Regions from separate parts of the Homo sapiens genome. Here region 2 is linked to region 1. Evidence: chromatin loops called from intact Hi-C (ENCODE). Cell type or tissue: ovary. All regions are shown on one strand. Links, peaks and the distances in the headings refer to the core of each region. The heading gives the core; the rest is flanking DNA. Region 1 overlaps CALN1 (calneuron 1). Region 2 has its middle 46 kb from the start of GALNT17.

Evidence for each region. Peaks named below come from ENCODE experiments on the same cell type or tissue, not always from the same donor. Only the 100,000 strongest peaks of a DNase experiment are listed, where the experiment ranks them.
Region 2: it touches region 1 in a loop (5-fold over the local background); 1 of 110 quality-filtered maps calls a loop at or near these places.

The regions. Positions count from the first base shown.
Region 1 is chr7:71,853,301-71,856,213 of GRCh38, reverse strand. All of the region lies in intron 5 of CALN1 (calneuron 1), which reads left to right. Among named protein-coding and RNA genes, the nearest start is that of MIR3914-1, 550 kb to the right of the region's middle. In ovary, for the core only: no CTCF peak of the experiment used is centred there; no DNase peak of the experiment used is centred there.
Region 2 is chr7:71,085,162-71,088,074 of GRCh38, reverse strand. No RefSeq gene overlaps it. Among named protein-coding and RNA genes, the nearest start is that of GALNT17, 46 kb to the left of the region's middle. In ovary, for the core only: no CTCF peak of the experiment used is centred there; a DNase peak (open chromatin) is centred at 1,135.

The DNA of each region.
Region 1 (2,913 bases), core at 173-2,672:
TAAATATATATGTATATTTACATATGTATCACCCCAGGCAAGGGCTGTATATATGTATGTATGCATGTATATATTTGAGAGTTCCAAATATATATATGAAAACTCTCAAATATATACATGCATATCTTTAATATATTCATATATATTTGAAACTCTCAAATATATACATATCTACATATACAAAATACATACATACATAGAGACCCTGTCTCAATATGTATATGTATGTGTGTGTATATAATGTGCACGCACACAGACATAATATCAGTTGAAAAAGTGCCTTTGGAGCAAAACCAAAATAAAATAAATGAAAAAGCACTGCATTCAATGCACATGTAGTCAGGACTCTTAATGCCCACTACAGAAATCAACTCTGACCAATTTAAGCTGAAAAGAAATGTATTCTAAAGCACTGGGTAGCTCACAGAGTTGACAGGAAGGCTGGTGGGTCAGGCTTGGAGAAGGCATAGGAAATAAGTAAGGTATAGGGTAGCCAGCACCAGAGTCCAAATGCCATCACCAAAGCTACAGCAAGACCCTCACTGCCACTAGGGGACTGAGAGTGCCCACGAGGGACCACAACACCCTGGGTGCTGCCTAGGGTCAGACGGAACCTCCAAAACAGCTTCTTTGCAGCCCTAGCTCCAGATTGAAAGGCTGGGGTGCTGCATTTGAATTGCCAAGCCTGGGTCACATGCCCAAATCTCAGTTGCATGGGGGATGGTGACATTTATGGCCTTTGGGGCTTCCAAGTTGAGGTGGGGGATACTTACCAAGGCTCCTAAGATGAAGCACCGCCCAATGTAGAAAGGAAATTTGGGTGCCGTGTGCACCTAAAACTGAATGTCACATTTCCACTAAAGCAGTCATTGTCCAGCGTCAGCCAGAGCATCCCCTGGAAAGCTTCATGAAACACGGACTCCTGAGCTACTCCCCCTGATTTAGTAAGTCAGACTTGAGACATGCAAGTTTGCATCTGTAATCAGCACTCGGGTAATGCTGCCAGCCCATAGACCACACTTGGAGAACGACGCTAGAATGCATATTTATTTTTCAATTCCCCTTAGCATGCATTGATGCATACAATTCCATATCCCTTTCTTCTTTATTAGCTCGAAGTTTGAGTTTAAGCTGTGTTCACAGTTAGTATGAAGCATGTTCTAAATCACTTTCAGCCATCGGCAGTTCTTTACACAGAACCTCAGAACAGCACAGAGCTTTTCACAGTTCATAGCCCTTGTCCAGACAGGGTTAGCATCGTTTTGAATTGCAGCATAGTTTTGAGATGTATCAAAGAACTGTGAGATTTTCTGCTTCTTAATGTTTAAGGGAAGCCGTGATTTATTTTCTTTGTTTAATTGAATTAAGCTTGGCTTCACATTATATAGTTTTTCTTGGGAAATGAGCCCGAAGCTTCTGACAGTTATCACCCACTGACTGACAGACACTCACAGTGAATGAATCAGCTATGTGGCTTCTCCAAATCTGAAAATTTCTGTGATCTTTCGAGAGAGTTTGGCAACTTCAACTGCATCTAATTGCACTGTCTAGCATGAAACTGCCAATCTTCAAAGTAACTTTTTATTGCTACTTTGTAGTGTACACTTTTTCTTGGTTTTACTTGGAAAATTATTTGCAGTAGGAAAAAGAACCAGGTCCTTACAACAAACATGCATGTAACCACAATGCAGAATGAACAAACATCACCAACTTGCTATAATTGCTTCTGACCTTTTCTTTCCTCTTAAAATAAATAGCACATTCCTGATTTCATTGATATCTCTTTTGTATGCCATTTCAGTTTCTTTTTTTCTTTCCTTCTTTCTTTCTTTCTTTCTCTGTCTGTCTGTCTGTCTGTTTTTTATTGTTATTTTTTTAGAGGGAGTCTTGCTCTGTCACCGAGGCTGGAATGCAGTGGCATGGTCTTAGCTCACTGCAACCTCTGCCTCCCAGGTTCAAGAGATTCTCCTGCCTCAGCCTCCTGCCCGGCCTGTTTCTTTCTCTCCATTCATTTTCAGGAACACACACTGTCAATGGTTTGGGGTGTTTTCTTCTAGCCCATGTTGTGTAAAGACTTTTTAAAGCAAATATCAAGGATCCAAATTTAAGTTAAAATTCTACCATCTATTTGGCCTCTACCTCAAACCCTACACACACACACACACAAATTAATTTAGGCTGATCATAGTCCCAAAAGCATAGAAATATGTGGATTGTGGAAGAAAACAGAGTATCTTCACAACTGGAGGTAGACAAAGGTTTCCTGAACAGAACATGAAAATCACGAACCATTAAAAAATGGACTCATGGACTTAATCAAAATTTAAAACTTCAGGCTGGGCGCAGTTGCTCACTCCTGTAATCCCAGCACTTTGGAACGCCGAGGTGGGCGGATTACCTGAGATCAGGAGTTCGAGACCACCCTGGCCAACATGGTGAAACCCCGTCTCTACTAAAAATACAAAAATTAGCCAGGTGTGGTGGCACACACCTGTAATCCCAGCTACTCGGGAGGCTGAGGCAGGAGAATTGCTTGAGCCTGGGAGGCAGAGGTTGCAGTGAGCTGAGATCATGCCACTGCACTCCAGCCTGGCTGACAGAGCAAGACCCTGTCTCAAATAAAAAAAAAAAAATTAAAATTTCAGAATGACAGAAGATTTCAGTTAAACAGGAAAAATAATTTCAAAAGATCTATCATACATTGTGAAGACTCTCAATAAAGATATATTGTATACTTTAAAATTGCGGAGAGATTTTAAATGTTCTCATCACAAAAACTGATAAGCATATGAGATAATGTATATGTTAAATAGATTGATTTAGCCATTGCATAATGTATACATATATCAAAACATCAAATTAGATGCCATAAATAATAATATATACAATTTTTAATTGCCAATTATATAAATA
Region 2 (2,913 bases), core at 112-2,611, 770 kb after region 1:
TGTGAGTGCAGCTCCAGGACCTGGACAGCTACCAATGCAGGTATTGCCAGGGCAGGTCGTCTTGTCAGGGGTCATGTCCCAGAAAGGAGAGCCAAGCCACATTGCCACCCTCAAGGGCTGCTTTGGCCCAAAACAGGCCTACACAAAGAATGCCCAAGGAAGGAAAAAGACCAGGTCCCGCCTCCTCCTGCCACTCCTTTCGCTGGCCTGGTACCCTGTTGCCTCTGCAGAACAAGCTCCAAGAACACTCACTCCCGCCCTGGCTTTGTCCCCAGTATCCTTCTCCACCCTCCCTGATTGTGTTCTCTCTCTAGTCCTTTTTTTTTCTTTTTTCTTTCTTTTTTTTTGGAGACAGGATCTCACTCTGTCACTCAGGTGGGAGTGCAGTGGTGCAATCACGGCTCACTGCACCCTCAACCTCCTGGGCTCAAGCTATCCTCCTGCCTCAGCTTCCCAGGTAACTGGGACTACAGGTGCATGCCATCACACCTGGCTAATTTTTGTATTTGTTGTAGAGATGGCATCTCACCATGTCGTCCAGGCTGATCTCGAACTCCTGGGCTCAAGCGATTTTCCCGCCTCAGACTCCTGAAGTGCTGGTGATACAGGAGTTAAGAAATTACTTAGGCAGATAGTGAGGGTGCAGAAGTTCTTGGTAACATTTTCCTTTTCATGAAAAGCAGCCCCAAATAATTCTGGTTTTTTTTCCTTTTCTTTTTTTGTTTTTAGATGTAGTTTCGCTCTTGTTGCCCAAGCTGGAGTGCAATGGCATGATCTTGGCTCACTGCAACCTCCGCCTCCCAGGTTCAAGCAATTCTCCTGCCTCAGCCTCCCAAGTAGCTGGGATTACCGGCATGTGCCACCACACCTGGCTAATTTTTGTATTTTTAGTAGAGGCGGGGTGTCTTCATATTGGTCAGGCTGGTCTCGAACTCCCGACCTCAGGTGATCCACCCGCCTCAGCCTCCCAAAGTGCTGGGATTACAGGCGTGAACCATTGCACCCGGCCCCAAATCATTTTCTAACAAACAGCAACCTATACAGTCAAGCTACAGACATAGACGAGCAAGCCAGGCGCTTGCACGGGTAGATGCCGGCAGGAAAGAACTACCTAGGACTAGACATGTTCAAAATGGTGGCTCCATCCTCCCTTCTCCGCCAGCCAAGGGTACAATAAGGAGCTGACAAGATGGCTGCGGCCAAGGGGAGAGTTCATTTGCATAATAAGATTAGGGTGGACCACCAGCCTTCCCCACCTGCTATGTAAATGTCATATCTGATTAACCAATCTGTGACCCCTATGTAAATCAGACACTGCCTCCTCAAGCCTGACTATAAAGTCCCGGCATCCACCAGGCTGGTCTTTCCCTCTGGGAAGTCCCCTCTCTTTCTCACTAGAGAGAGAGCTGTTTTCCCTTCTCTTTCTTTTTTTTCTTTTTTTTTGAGACAGAGTCTCCTCTGTCACCCACGCTGGAGTGCAATGGCACGATCTTGGCTCAGTGCAACCTCCGCCTCCAAGGTTCAAGCAATTCTCCTGACTCAGTCTCCTGAGTAGCTGGGATTACAGGCGTGCCACAATGCCTGGCTAATTTTTGTATTTTTAGTAAAGATGGGGTTTCACCATGTTGGTCAGTCTGGTCTCTAACTCCTGACCTCGTGATCCGCCTGCCTCGGCCTCCCAAAGTGCTGGGATTACAGGTGTGAGCCACCACACCCGGCCTTCCCTTGTCTTCCTTTCTCTTTCTTTTGCCTATTAAACCTCCGCTCCTAAACTCCTAGTGTGTCCTAAATTTTCCTGGCATGAGATAGATGATGAACCCCAGGTATTTACCCCAGACAACATAGCCACTTCACTGGGATTACAGGCGTGAGCCACTGCGCCTGGCCTATATTCCTCTTTTTAATATTAAAGCACACTTGGCCTGATGATGCTTGCTGGTCTGCTGGAGAAGACCCCTCAGCTCCCTGGCCAAAGGATTGACCATTTCATCATTTACTCACTCACTGACTCTCATTCACTCAACAAACATGGATTAAGCATCCACTCTGTGTGAGGTGCTAGGTAGGTGCTGAGATACATTGGTAATCAAGAGATATGTGATTCCCACCTTGGAGAATTGGCAACCTGGCGAGTCATTTGCAGCATTCCCTAGACTTGCTACTCCTCTCGGATTTTCACATTGTGAGTGTATGTTGTTACTTAAAAAAAAAAATGGCTTTGGCCTGACAGTGGCTCACACCTGTAATCCTAGTACTTTGGGAGGCCGAGGTGGGACAATCCATTGAGCCCCGGGGTTTGAGACAAGCCTGGGAAACATCGTTAGAACTTGTCTTTACCCAAAAACATTAAAAATTAGCCAGGCGTGGTGGTGAACACCTGTAGTCCCAGCTACTTGGGAGACTGAGATGGGAGGATTGTTTGAGCCCAGGAGTTTGAGGTTGCAGTGAGCTATGATTACACTGCTGCACTCCAGCCTGGACACCAGAGCAAGACCCTATCAAAAAAAAAAAAAAAAAGAAGAAGATGATTAAATTTAGATTTTTGTGAATGGACAGATGGATGCAATGGATGGATTTTTTTTTTTAAGTCTAAGTCTTCAAAATCTAGTTTGTATTTTACACTTATAGCAGATCTCTAACCAGACAGATTTCATAATATACAGTTTAAAAAGTAGATTCACACACTCAAGTTATTCCAAACATATTCAGTTTCCAAAACTGAAAAGCATCATTTTTAAAAATTTAAATGTAAATTAATATAAACTAAAGAAAAGTAAAAATTCTGTTCCGCAGTTGCACCAGTCATATTTCTTTCTTTTTCTTTATTTTTTGAGATGGCGTTTCACTCTTGTTGCCCAGGCTGGAGTGCAACGATACCATCTCGGCTCACTGCAACCTCCGCCTCCTGGGTTC